2 separate regions of the Homo sapiens genome follow, and region 2 is linked to region 1. Evidence: chromatin loops called from intact Hi-C (ENCODE). Cell type or tissue: Calu3. All regions are shown on one strand. Each heading gives the region's core, and the rest is flanking DNA. Links, peaks and the distances in the headings are about the cores only.

Region 1 (5,386 bases), core at 258-5,257:
TCATCCTACATATCAGAGACGTCAACGATAACGCTCCGGTTTTCCACCAGGCGTCCTACTTAGTCAGTGTACCCGAAAACAACCCTCCTGGGGCCTCCATCGCGCAAGTCTGCGCCTCGGACCTGGACTTGGGGTTGAACGGCCAAGTCTCCTACTCTATCATGGCCAGCGACCTAGAGCCTCTGGCACTGGCCTCTTACGTGTCCATGAGCGCGCAAAGTGGGGTGGTGTTCGCGCAGCGCGCCTTTGACTACGAGCAGCTGCGCACCTTCGAACTCACACTACAGGCCCGCGACCAGGGCTCGCCTGCGCTCAGCGCAAACGTGAGCCTGCGCGTGTTGGTGGGCGACCGAAACGACAACGCACCGCGGGTGCTGTACCCCGCGCTGGGTCCCGACGGCTCTGCGCTCTTCGATATGGTGCCGCGCGCTGCAGAGCCCGGCTACCTGGTGACCAAGGTAGTGGCCGTGGACGCAGACTCAGGACACAACGCCTGGCTGTCCTACCACGTGCTGCAGGCTAGCGAGCCCGGGCTCTTCAGCCTGGGGCTGCGCACAGGAGAGGTGCGCACAGCGCGTGCCTTGGGCGACAGGGACGCGGCCCGCCAGCGCCTGCTGGTTGCTGTGCGTGATGGTGGACAGCCGCCACTCTCCGCCACCGCCACGCTGCACTTGGTCTTTGCTGACAGCTTGCAGGAGGTGCTGCCGGATATCACTGACCGCCCTGTACCCTCTGACCCCCAGGCTGAGCTGCAGTTTTACCTAGTGGTGGCCTTGGCCTTGATCTCAGTGCTCTTCCTCCTGGCCGTGATTCTGGCCGTTGCCTTGCGCCTGCGACGCTCCTCCAGCCCTGCCGCCTGGAGCTGCTTCCAACCTGGTCTCTGTGTCAAGTCTGGACCTGTGGTTCCCCCCAACTACAGTCAGGGGACTTTGCCTTATTCCTACAACCTATGTGTTGCACATACAGGAAAGACGGAGTTTAATTTCCTAAAATGTAGTGAGCAATTGAGTTCAGGACAAGACATACTTTGTGGTGATTCATCTGGGGCCTTATTTCCACTTTGTAATTCCAGCGAGTCGACTTCCCATCCTGAGTTGGTGAGTTTCATTTATGTCTATTCTTTTTCATTACCCACCCAATTTTCTGTATTTACATGAAACTATCGTACATTTTCAAGTCCAATGAGTTGTCTTAGGGAAGTCAGAGCTGCTCAGAAAGCTGTCCTACCATTCTTTAAGAGGAGCAGTAAATTGTGAGTTTTTATGTCGCATAAAAGAAGTAGCCTTATAGATTTACAAAGTAGTGAGAGTTTGCTCTTAGCTTCCTCTCTAGCAAAAACATTTGGTGCGTTTTTTTGTCCTCTTTCTCAAAGCTAATGAATTTTACCTATTCGTTGTCTCATTCTTTAACATGTTTATATTTTATTGTATGTAGATAAACCATTAAATTTAATGTATGTAATCATTTAATTCATCTTTTAAAGCAAAGAAACTGCTAGTAGATGTCTTTCTTCACTGATTTCACTGGTAGTTTTCATCTCTTTCTTATGTTCCTCATATATGCTTTCTTATTCCTACCTAATGGATTTATGATTTTTTGAATCTCCTAAAATTTTATTAAAAATACTATATGTTGGCTGGGTGCAGTGGCTCATGCCTGTAATCCCAGCACTTTGGGAGGCCGAGGCGGTTGGATCACATGGTCAGGAGTTCAAGACCAGCCTGGGCAATATGGTGAAAACCCGTCTCTACTAAAAATACAAAAATTAGCTGGGTGTGGTGGCGGGCGCCTGTAATCCCAGCTACTCAGGAGGCTAAGACAGGAGAATTGCTTGAACCTGGCAGGTGGAGGTTGCGGTGAGCCGAGATCACTCCATTGCATTCCAGCCTGGGCAACAAGAGCAAAACTCCATCTCAAAAAAAAGGAAGGAGAAGGAGAGGAAGAAGAAGAAAAATACTACATGTTATGTGTATGAGAGAGAAAGAGAGAGACTGATTCACTGAACTTAGAAGGTCCAAATCATCCAAATAATTTTCTAAGTTTATCCAGGTTTTCTTGGATGCAAAATCCTTTTCCACCTCTATATAATTACCAGAAGAAACTTACAAAAAAAAGGAAATGCTATTGCCTGAATTTCTCTTGCTCGGAATCCTGACATATTCTTGAAGAAGGGGAAAAAGACACCGGATTTGTCTTATCGTTTGGAGCTTTAAATATAAATGACTGGATGTTTTCTCAACATCCTTGTAGGATGGAAGGTGAATACAGGATTATTCCATTTTTAAGACAAAAACTACTAGTCTTGTGTACATACAAAGCTCCCATTACATGGTATAAGTCTTTTGCTTGGTTTCCCTTAGTATGTGATTCAGTAAATGGGTTCCTTACAAAGTGCTGAGATTTCTTATAATACCACTTACTTTTAACCTTTCAGTAGTTTTCTTTGTTGTATATTTTGTGTTCTTTTTCCCAAATTATTATATAAGTTTAAGTGATGCTTAGAATAATGTTTAAGACCACTTTAAAATTGCATAATTTATTGATGAAGGATTAAAATAGAAACTTGCTTTTCAGTGTATATGCATTTGAATCATTGAAACACAGTCTGTGCATGCATTACATATTCACATTAAAAAACTAAGCATTTTTGAAATAGCAGAAAAGTTTAAGCAATTACAAAAATGTGAAAATTTCCAACTTTAATCCTGTTAATATTTAGCAATATTAGGCGAGAACATCTGTAACTATTGCTGAATTAATATTACTTTTATAATACAAAAATTTAAAATAAACGTTTTTCCAGGAATTTTATCATCAAAATAAACCCCAGAAAATAATTTCAAAGTGGATAATCTATCCTTATATATGTATTAATACAATTATATATTTTACATTTACAAATATATAGGTATAAAAATTAAAAATGAATGTACTTCCAAACAAGATTGCACATAAAAATTACTTCAGAAAATTGTTAAGATACACAGAAAAAATTGAAGCATCATAAAAAGGAAATTATAATAGTTTACATATCTAGAAATAGAGTGCAAAGTTCTACCAAGAATAAGAATAAATTAATATTAAGCAATGGTTTGTGATTTTATAATACACTTACAGAAATTTTATTCCACTTTATTTACAACTCAGATATCTAAAAAATAGATTGCTTTTGAAATACAAATGCAAGAAACAATTGGAGAAATCTAAAATCATAATTAGAAGAGAGTAGTGTTTTCTTTATCAGCCATCTGATATAATGTTACACATCAGTGGGTGTAGTAACGGCTTAGGACTCTGAGCGCCGCTGTTGATCAACTCTAAGCGAAAATCAGGACTCCATCCGGATTTCCAGTTCTGCGGCTACACAAAACCCGGCAGATACCACAAACCTGCTCCCAGGCTGCAGCAAAACTCAGCCTCTTTCTTCTAAGGAAAAGATCACCATACTTTGCAGGGTGGAAGAAAGAACCTGATGAAGCAGCGCGCACAGAGATCCTTTTGAGAAAATTCCAAAGCGAGGCAGCAATGGCAGCTCCAACCAAATGCCAGCTCCGCGGAAGATTAGTCCTGCTATGCTCGCTCCTGGGGATGCTATGGGAGGCCAGGGCCAGTCAGATTCGCTACTCAGTGCCTGAAGAGACAGAAAAGGGCTATATTGTGGGCAACATCTCCAAGGACCTGGCTCTGGAGCCCCGGGAGCTGGCGGAGCGCCGAGTCCGCATCGTCTCTAGAGGTAGGACGCAGCTTTTCTCTCTGAACCCGCGCAGCGGCACCTTGGTCACCGCGGGTAGGATAGACCGGGAGGAGCTCTGTGCTCAGAGCCCGCGGTGTCTGGTGAACTTTAAAGTCCTGGTTGAAGACAGAGTGAAACTGTACGGAATAGAAATAGAAGTAACTGATATTAACGACAGCGCCCCAAAGTTCCAGGCCGAAAGTCTGGAAGTAAAAATTAACGAAATCGCGGTTCCTGGAGCACGTTATCCACTTCCAGAAGCTATTGATCCGGATGTTGGCGTGAACTCCCTCCAGAGCTACCAGCTCAGCCCCAATCACCACTTCTCCCTGAACGTGCAGACTGGAGACAATGGAGCCATAAACCCAGAGCTGGTGCTGGAGCGCGCCCTGGACAGGGAGGAGGCAACTGCCCACCACCTGGTCCTCACGGCCTCGGATGGCGGCGAGCCGCGTCGCTCCAGCACAGTGCGCATCCATGTGACAGTGTTGGATACAAATGATAATGCCCCGGTTTTTGCTCAACGGATTTACCGAGTTAAAGTCCTTGAGAACGTGCCCCCAGGCACCTGGCTGCTTACTGCAACAGCCAGCGACCTGGATGAGGGAATCAACGGAAAAGTGGCATACAAATTCTGGAAAATTAATGAAAAACAATCTCTGCTATTCCAGCTTAATGAAAATACTGGGGAAATATCAACAGCAAAAAGTCTAGATTATGAAGAATGTTCATTTTATGAAATGGAAATACAAGCTGAAGATGGTGGGGGATTGAAAGGGTGGACAAAAGTGCTCATTTCGGTGGAAGATGTAAATGACAATAGACCTGAAGTGACCATTACATCTCTGTTTAGCCCAGTGAGAGAAGACGCACCTCAGGGAACAGTAATTCTTCTTTTCAATGCTCATGACCGAGACTCCGGGAAGAATGGTCAAGTTGTCTGTTCTATCCAGGAGAATCTATCTTTTACATTAGAAAATTCAGAAGAAGATTATTACAGATTGTTGACGGCCCAAATTCTTGACCGAGAAAAAGCCTCAGAATATAATATCACGGTGACTGCAACAGACAGAGGAACTCCGCCCCTGTCCACAGAAATTCACATCACCCTGCAAGTGACTGACATCAATGATAATCCACCTGCTTTCTCTCAAGCCTCCTACTCAGTCTACCTCCCGGAAAACAACGCCAGAGGTACTTCCATCTTCTCCGTGATTGCCTATGACCCTGATAGCAATGAGAATTCTAGAGTTATTTACTCCTTGGCAGAGGATACCATCCAAGGGTCTCCTCTCTCCACCTATGTCTCTATTAACTCAGACACTGGTGTGCTGTATGCTCTGTGCTCCTTTGACTATGAGCAGTTTAGAGATTTGCAAATGCAGGTGACGGCAAGTGACAGTGGAAGCCCACCACTTAGCAGCAATGTGTCATTGAGACTGTTTGTTTTGGACCAGAATGACAATGCCCCAGAAATCCTGTACCCTGCCCTCCCCACTGATGGTTCTACTGGTGTGGAGCTGGCACCCCGCTCTGCAGAGCCTGGCTACCTGGTGACCAAGGTGGTGGCAGTGGACAGAGACTCAGGCCAGAATGCTTGGCTCTCCTACCGCCTATTCAAGGCCAGTGAGCCAGGGCTCTTCTCGGTGGGGC
Region 2 (5,386 bases), core at 249-5,248, 180 kb before region 1:
GATTTCCATATAAGTTAAGATTATACTGTGGAACCAATGTGATGCAATGACACAGTGGCTTGTAAACATGTCTCTCTTTTTCACATGACAGTACCAATGTAAAAATTATTAGGTAGGTAGGGCAGCTTTCATCCTCACAGTCCTTCTGAAACCAAATTTTCTTTCAAGTAATTTCTTCAACATTCCCTATGGCAATATAATCTGCATGGCTGTAGCTGGGTCACTGTCACATCTGGGTTCTAGCTCGCTTGGAAGAAAGAGGCATATCCAGATGATTTCTGTTCTATAACTGGAAGGGGAAGACAGAAATTCTGCTCACAATCCATCTGTGAGAACTTAATTCACTTGGCCACACTCAAATACAAGGGAGGCTGGGATGGGCAATCTACCTTCATGGCCACATACCTGGGCACAGTTCTATTACTATAGAAGCAAAGGAAAACAGATTTTGTCAGACATCTATCAGAATCCTCCACAATGACCATCTTTTTAAGCCCACTGGATAATTGTCATACTTATTTTTCTTGATTTTTCTGAAGCATTTGCAGCCATTGATCTTCCTTATCTCCTTAAAATGCTATTTGCTTTTGATTTCATGATTTTGAACTCTGAGCCTTCTTTATCTTTTCAAATATACTTCTTGCCCTGTCTCCTCTAAATGAAGATGTTTCTCAGAGTTCTGTGCCAAGCCTCTTTTATACTTATTTGACACACTTTTGCTTGGTTATCCTAGAGCATTCATGGTGTGTATATATATATATATATATATATATATGGTGATTGAAACCATGAATGCTATATATATATATATGCTATATATATGCTCTCTGTATATATGCTATATATATGCTCTCTCTCTATATATATGCTATATATATGCTCTCTCTCTCTGTCTCTCTCTGTCTCTCTCTATATATATACATATATACACACCACAGTTCATATTGCCAGCTCAGATTTATTTCCTATGCTTTGGTTATATGCAAACACACACACACACACCCCACCACCACGCAAACACACATCCTACAGGCACTTACCTCAATATCAGCATGTTCAAAACTGAACACTTCATCTTTTTCCACCCCAATCATGTTTTTTTTTAGCATTCCCTGTCCTAGTGAATGACACCACTAGTCATCCAGATGCCCAGTCCAGAGGTGTGATATCATCTCTGAGTCTTTCCCATTTTTCTCCCCATGCAACCTATCAACCAACAGTTGAAAACATTTCATCTCCTCATACCTTTCTATTCATCCCTCTTCTCTCCATCCACACTGGCATTATCCTCATCCAGATCATCATCTCTTATCTGATCTCCTTGATTCTCCAGTCACTCCCCCTGAAATTAATTCTCCATACTGCAGCCAAACTGATTTTTTAAAATGCAGATGTAATCATGTTAATCAGATATTTAAAACCCATCTTTGTACTTGAATTACCTTTAGGATAAATTCAAGAATGCATGATATGACCTGTATAATGATTCATGTTCTCACCATGCTTTTAACCCTAATTTCATTGTTAGACCCTCCCCTTCCATAGTTTTTAAAGTCCAAGGCATACTTCATTTCTCTGTGTTCCTCAAAATGCCCATCTGAAATATTCCTCCTTCTCCTGGCTAGTTCCTTCAGATCACAATGTATTTTTCATTACCTCAGGAAAGCTTTCACTGATGTCCCAAGTCCGACTTTGATCTTAATTATTTTATTTTTGACAGACACTTAACCAGCACTTACAAACCACTTTGTAAATATTAATTCATTAGATGCCTACGATAATAATCATAGGAGACAAATATTATTACCCCATTTTACAGGTGAGGAAACAAAGGTATCTATAACTTGCCCAAGCTTATAGATAGTAAGTCACATAACCAGGATTCTAATATTGATAATTTGGTTCCAGATCCCATATTCCCAAGCACTAAGGTATGCAGCCTCCTAGGTACAAGAAGTCTTTTCTAGGTATTTCTATATTACTTTTTATAAATGCATACATTATGACATACTTCGTTTACTTGTCTGCCAATTTTTCTAGCTTGTGAGCTCTGTAAGAGCAAGAATTATCTCTAACTTATTTGTGCCATGTCCTTCTTTATATTTTTAAAATATAAAAGTGAAAAAAGTAATGATATTACCAACTATAGCTGACAACAAGTATTTACAAGAGTGAAGGAGATAATATATTTGTAATTACTCGAGAAATGACTTAAATAAAAAATTATTTCTTCAGTTCAGAATATTTTAACAGATCCTTTAGTGCCGAGCATTCAAAACAGTGATAATGCAGTGTATGGACTTTTCTGGATTCAAATTCAAACAAACCAACAGCAAAGGACATTTTGGAGAGAACTGGGGAAAACCAAATGCAGTATAAATTACACCAAGGAATTATTGCTCAAGTTGTTGATTGTGAACGTTTTATTACAATTATCTTTTAGAAGGCCTTACCTATTAAAAATACTTAGTGAAGTATTTAAAGGAAAAAAAATGATGTCTGGGATTTGTTTCGAATGTTCCGGATGTATTTATGAATTACTTTTTCAAAGAGGAAAACTTTTTTAATGAAAAAAAAAACATGGAGACACATGGTGGCGCTACAGGATAAGACGAAAACAGTACATAGGCTGGCACGGTGAGCTTCGCTATTCAGGAGAACAGAAAGCATCCAACCCACTGAAAAGACAGGCATTAAAGGAGCTTCGCCTACAGAGCTGCTGGAGGATACACTCTCCAGGGGGTTCCTGTTAAAAACCAGAGCTTCAGCTTCCAAAATTACGGCTGAGCTTCAGTTTTTCCACAAGAGATTGCCTAAAGGAACCATGGAGATCAGAGGGGCACTCGATCTGCGAAAAAGGCAAGTTCTAATATTCCTTGTTTTGCTGGGATTGTCTCGGGCAGGTACTGAATCTGCACACTATTCTGTGGCAGAGGAAACAGAAATTGGCTCTTTTGTGGCTAATCTAGCGAGGGACCTAGGGCTGGGGGTGGAGGAGCTGTCTTCACGTGAAGCCCGGGTAGTGTCTGATGATAATAAAAAGTATTTGCACCTTGATTTGCTGACTGGGAATTTGCTCCTAAATGAGAAACTAGACCGAGACGAGCTGTGTGGCTCCACCGAGCCCTGTGTGCTGCATTTTCAGGTGGTTTTGGAAAACCCTTTACAGTTTTTTCGGTTTGAGCTGTGTGTCAAAGACATAAATGATCACTCCCCTACATTTCTAGACAAGGAAATACTTATTAAAATATCAGAAGGTACCACTGTTGGAGCTACCTTTCTAATGGAGAGTGCTCAAGATTTGGATGTCGGAAGCAACAGTCTCCAAAACTACACAATTAGCCCCAATTCTCACTTCTACATTAAAATTCCCGACAGTAGTGACAGAAAGATATACCCAGAGCTGGTCCTAGATAGAGCTTTAGATTATGAACAGGAAGCTGAACTCAGATTAACACTCACAGCAGTGGATGGTGGATCCCCGCCCAAGTCTGGGACAACTTTGGTTCTCATCAAGGTGTTGGACATCAATGATAATGCCCCTGAGTTTCCTCAGAGTCTCTATGAGGTGCAAGTCCCCGAGGACAGACCCCTTGGCTCCTGGATTGCCACCATCTCAGCTAAGGATCTGGATGCAGGAAACTATGGAAAAATATCTTACACATTTTTCCATGCATCAGAAGATATTCGTAAAACATTTGAAATTAATCCAATATCTGGGGAAGTTAATTTGAGATCACCCCTGGATTTTGAAGTAATACAGTCCTACACTATAAATATTCAGGCAACAGATGGTGGGGGTCTTTCAGGAAAATGCACCCTTCTAGTTAAAGTTATGGATATAAACGACAACCCACCAGAAGTGACCATATCGTCGATTACAAAGAGAATTCCAGAGAATGCCTCAGAGACCCTAGTAGCTCTTTTTAGTATCCTAGACCAAGACTCTGGAGACAATGGGAGGATGATTTGCTCTATTCAAGATAACCTCCCTTTTTTCCTGAAACCGACCTTCAAGAACTTTTTCACTCTAGTTTCTGAAAAAGCACTGGACAGAGAGAGCCAAGCCGAGTACAACATCACGATCACCGTCACAGACTTGGGGACACCCAGGCTGAAAACCGAGTACAACATAACCGTGCTGCTCTCTGACGTCAATGACAACGCCCCCACCTTCACCCAAACCTCCTACACCCTGTTCGTCCGCGAGAACAACAGCCCCGCCCTGCACATCGGCAGCGTCAGCGCCACAGACAGAGACTCAGGCACCAACGCCCAGGTCAACTACTCGCTGCTGCCGCCCCAGGACCGGCACCTGCCCCTCGCCTCCTTGGTCTCCATCAACGCGGACAATGGCCACCTGTTTGCCCTCAGGTCGCTGGACTACGAGGCCCTACAGGAGTTCGAGTTTCGCGTGGGCGCCACAGACCGCGGGTCCCCGGCGTTGAGCAGCGAGGCGCTGGTGCGCGTGCTGGTGCTGGACGCCAACGACAACTCGCCCTTCGTGCTGTACCCGCTGCAGAACGGCTCCGCGCCCTGCACCGAGCTGGTGCCCCGGGCGGCCGAGCCGGGCTACCTGGTGACCAAGGTGGTGGCGGTGGACGGCGACTCGGGCCAGAACGCCTGGCTGTCGTACCAGCTGCTCAAGGCCACGGAGCCCGGGCTGTTCGGCGTGTGGGCGCACAATGGCGAGGTGCGCACCGCCAGGCTGCTGAGCGAGCGCGACGCGGCCAAGCACAGGCTGGTGGTGCTGGTCAAGGACAATGGCGAGCCTCCTCGCTCGGCCACCGCCACGCTGCACGTGCTCCTGGTGGACGGCTTCTCCCAGCCCTACCTGCCGCTCCCTGAGGCGGCCCCGGCCCAGGCCCAGGCCGACTCCCTCACCGTCTACCTGGTGGTGGCATTGGCCTCGGTGTCGTCGCTCTTCCTCTTCTCGGTGCTCCTGTTCGTGGCGGTGCGGCTGTGCAGGAGGAGCAGGGCGGCCTCGGTGGGTCGCTGCTCGGTGCCCGAGGGTCCCTTTCCAGGGCATCTGGTGGACGTGAGCGGCACCGGGACCCTGTCCCAGAGCTACCAATACGAGGTGTGTCTGACAGGAGGTTCCGGGACAAATGAGTTCAAATTTCTGAAGCCGATTATCCCCAATTTTCAAGTTCATGACACTGGTAGGAATATGGGGGAAATCGAGAACTTTCGAAATAGCTTTGGACTTAACATTCAATAAAACAATTTATTTTAAATGTCTAATTTTTGGTTATTCTTGGCAAGCTGATGGTACTTTTTGCATAATCTTTTGTGGATTCTTGGTTGTACTGTAGTTGCATGCATGATTATAGCTCTTGTTTTTCTCACAGTTTCTTTAAAAATCTTTATTAGTGGCTATAATGAC

What was found. Hi-C counts contacts between places; a loop is a spot of excess contacts. Peaks named below come from ENCODE experiments on the same cell type or tissue, not always from the same donor. Only the 100,000 strongest peaks of a DNase experiment are listed, where the experiment ranks them.
Region 2: a loop joins it to region 1, with 4 times the contacts of the local background. A loop is called at or near these places in 8 of 110 quality-filtered maps.

What each region holds. Positions count from the first base shown.
Region 1 is chr5:141,399,428-141,404,813 of GRCh38, forward strand. All of the region lies in intron 1 of PCDHGA1 (protocadherin gamma subfamily A, 1), which reads left to right. All of the region lies in intron 1 of PCDHGA2 (protocadherin gamma subfamily A, 2), which reads left to right. The region is part of intron 1 of PCDHGA3 (protocadherin gamma subfamily A, 3); the gene reads left to right. All of the region lies in intron 1 of PCDHGB1 (protocadherin gamma subfamily B, 1), which reads left to right. It also overlaps PCDHGA4, PCDHGB2, PCDHGA5, PCDHGB3, PCDHGA6 and PCDHGA7, and 5 more genes. In Calu3, for the core only: CTCF peaks have their summits at 3,310 and 3,514; DNase peaks (open chromatin) are centred at 3,334 and 3,674.
Region 2 is chr5:141,220,682-141,226,067 of GRCh38, forward strand. It overlaps PCDHB14 (protocadherin beta 14), which reads left to right and starts at 2,662. Exons shown (of 1, transcript NM_018934.4): 1 at 2,662-5,386. The coding sequence starts at 2,825. The coding sequence ends at 5,221. It also overlaps PCDHB@. In Calu3, for the core only: a CTCF peak has its summit at 2,575 (motif pointing right); a DNase peak (open chromatin) is centred at 2,620.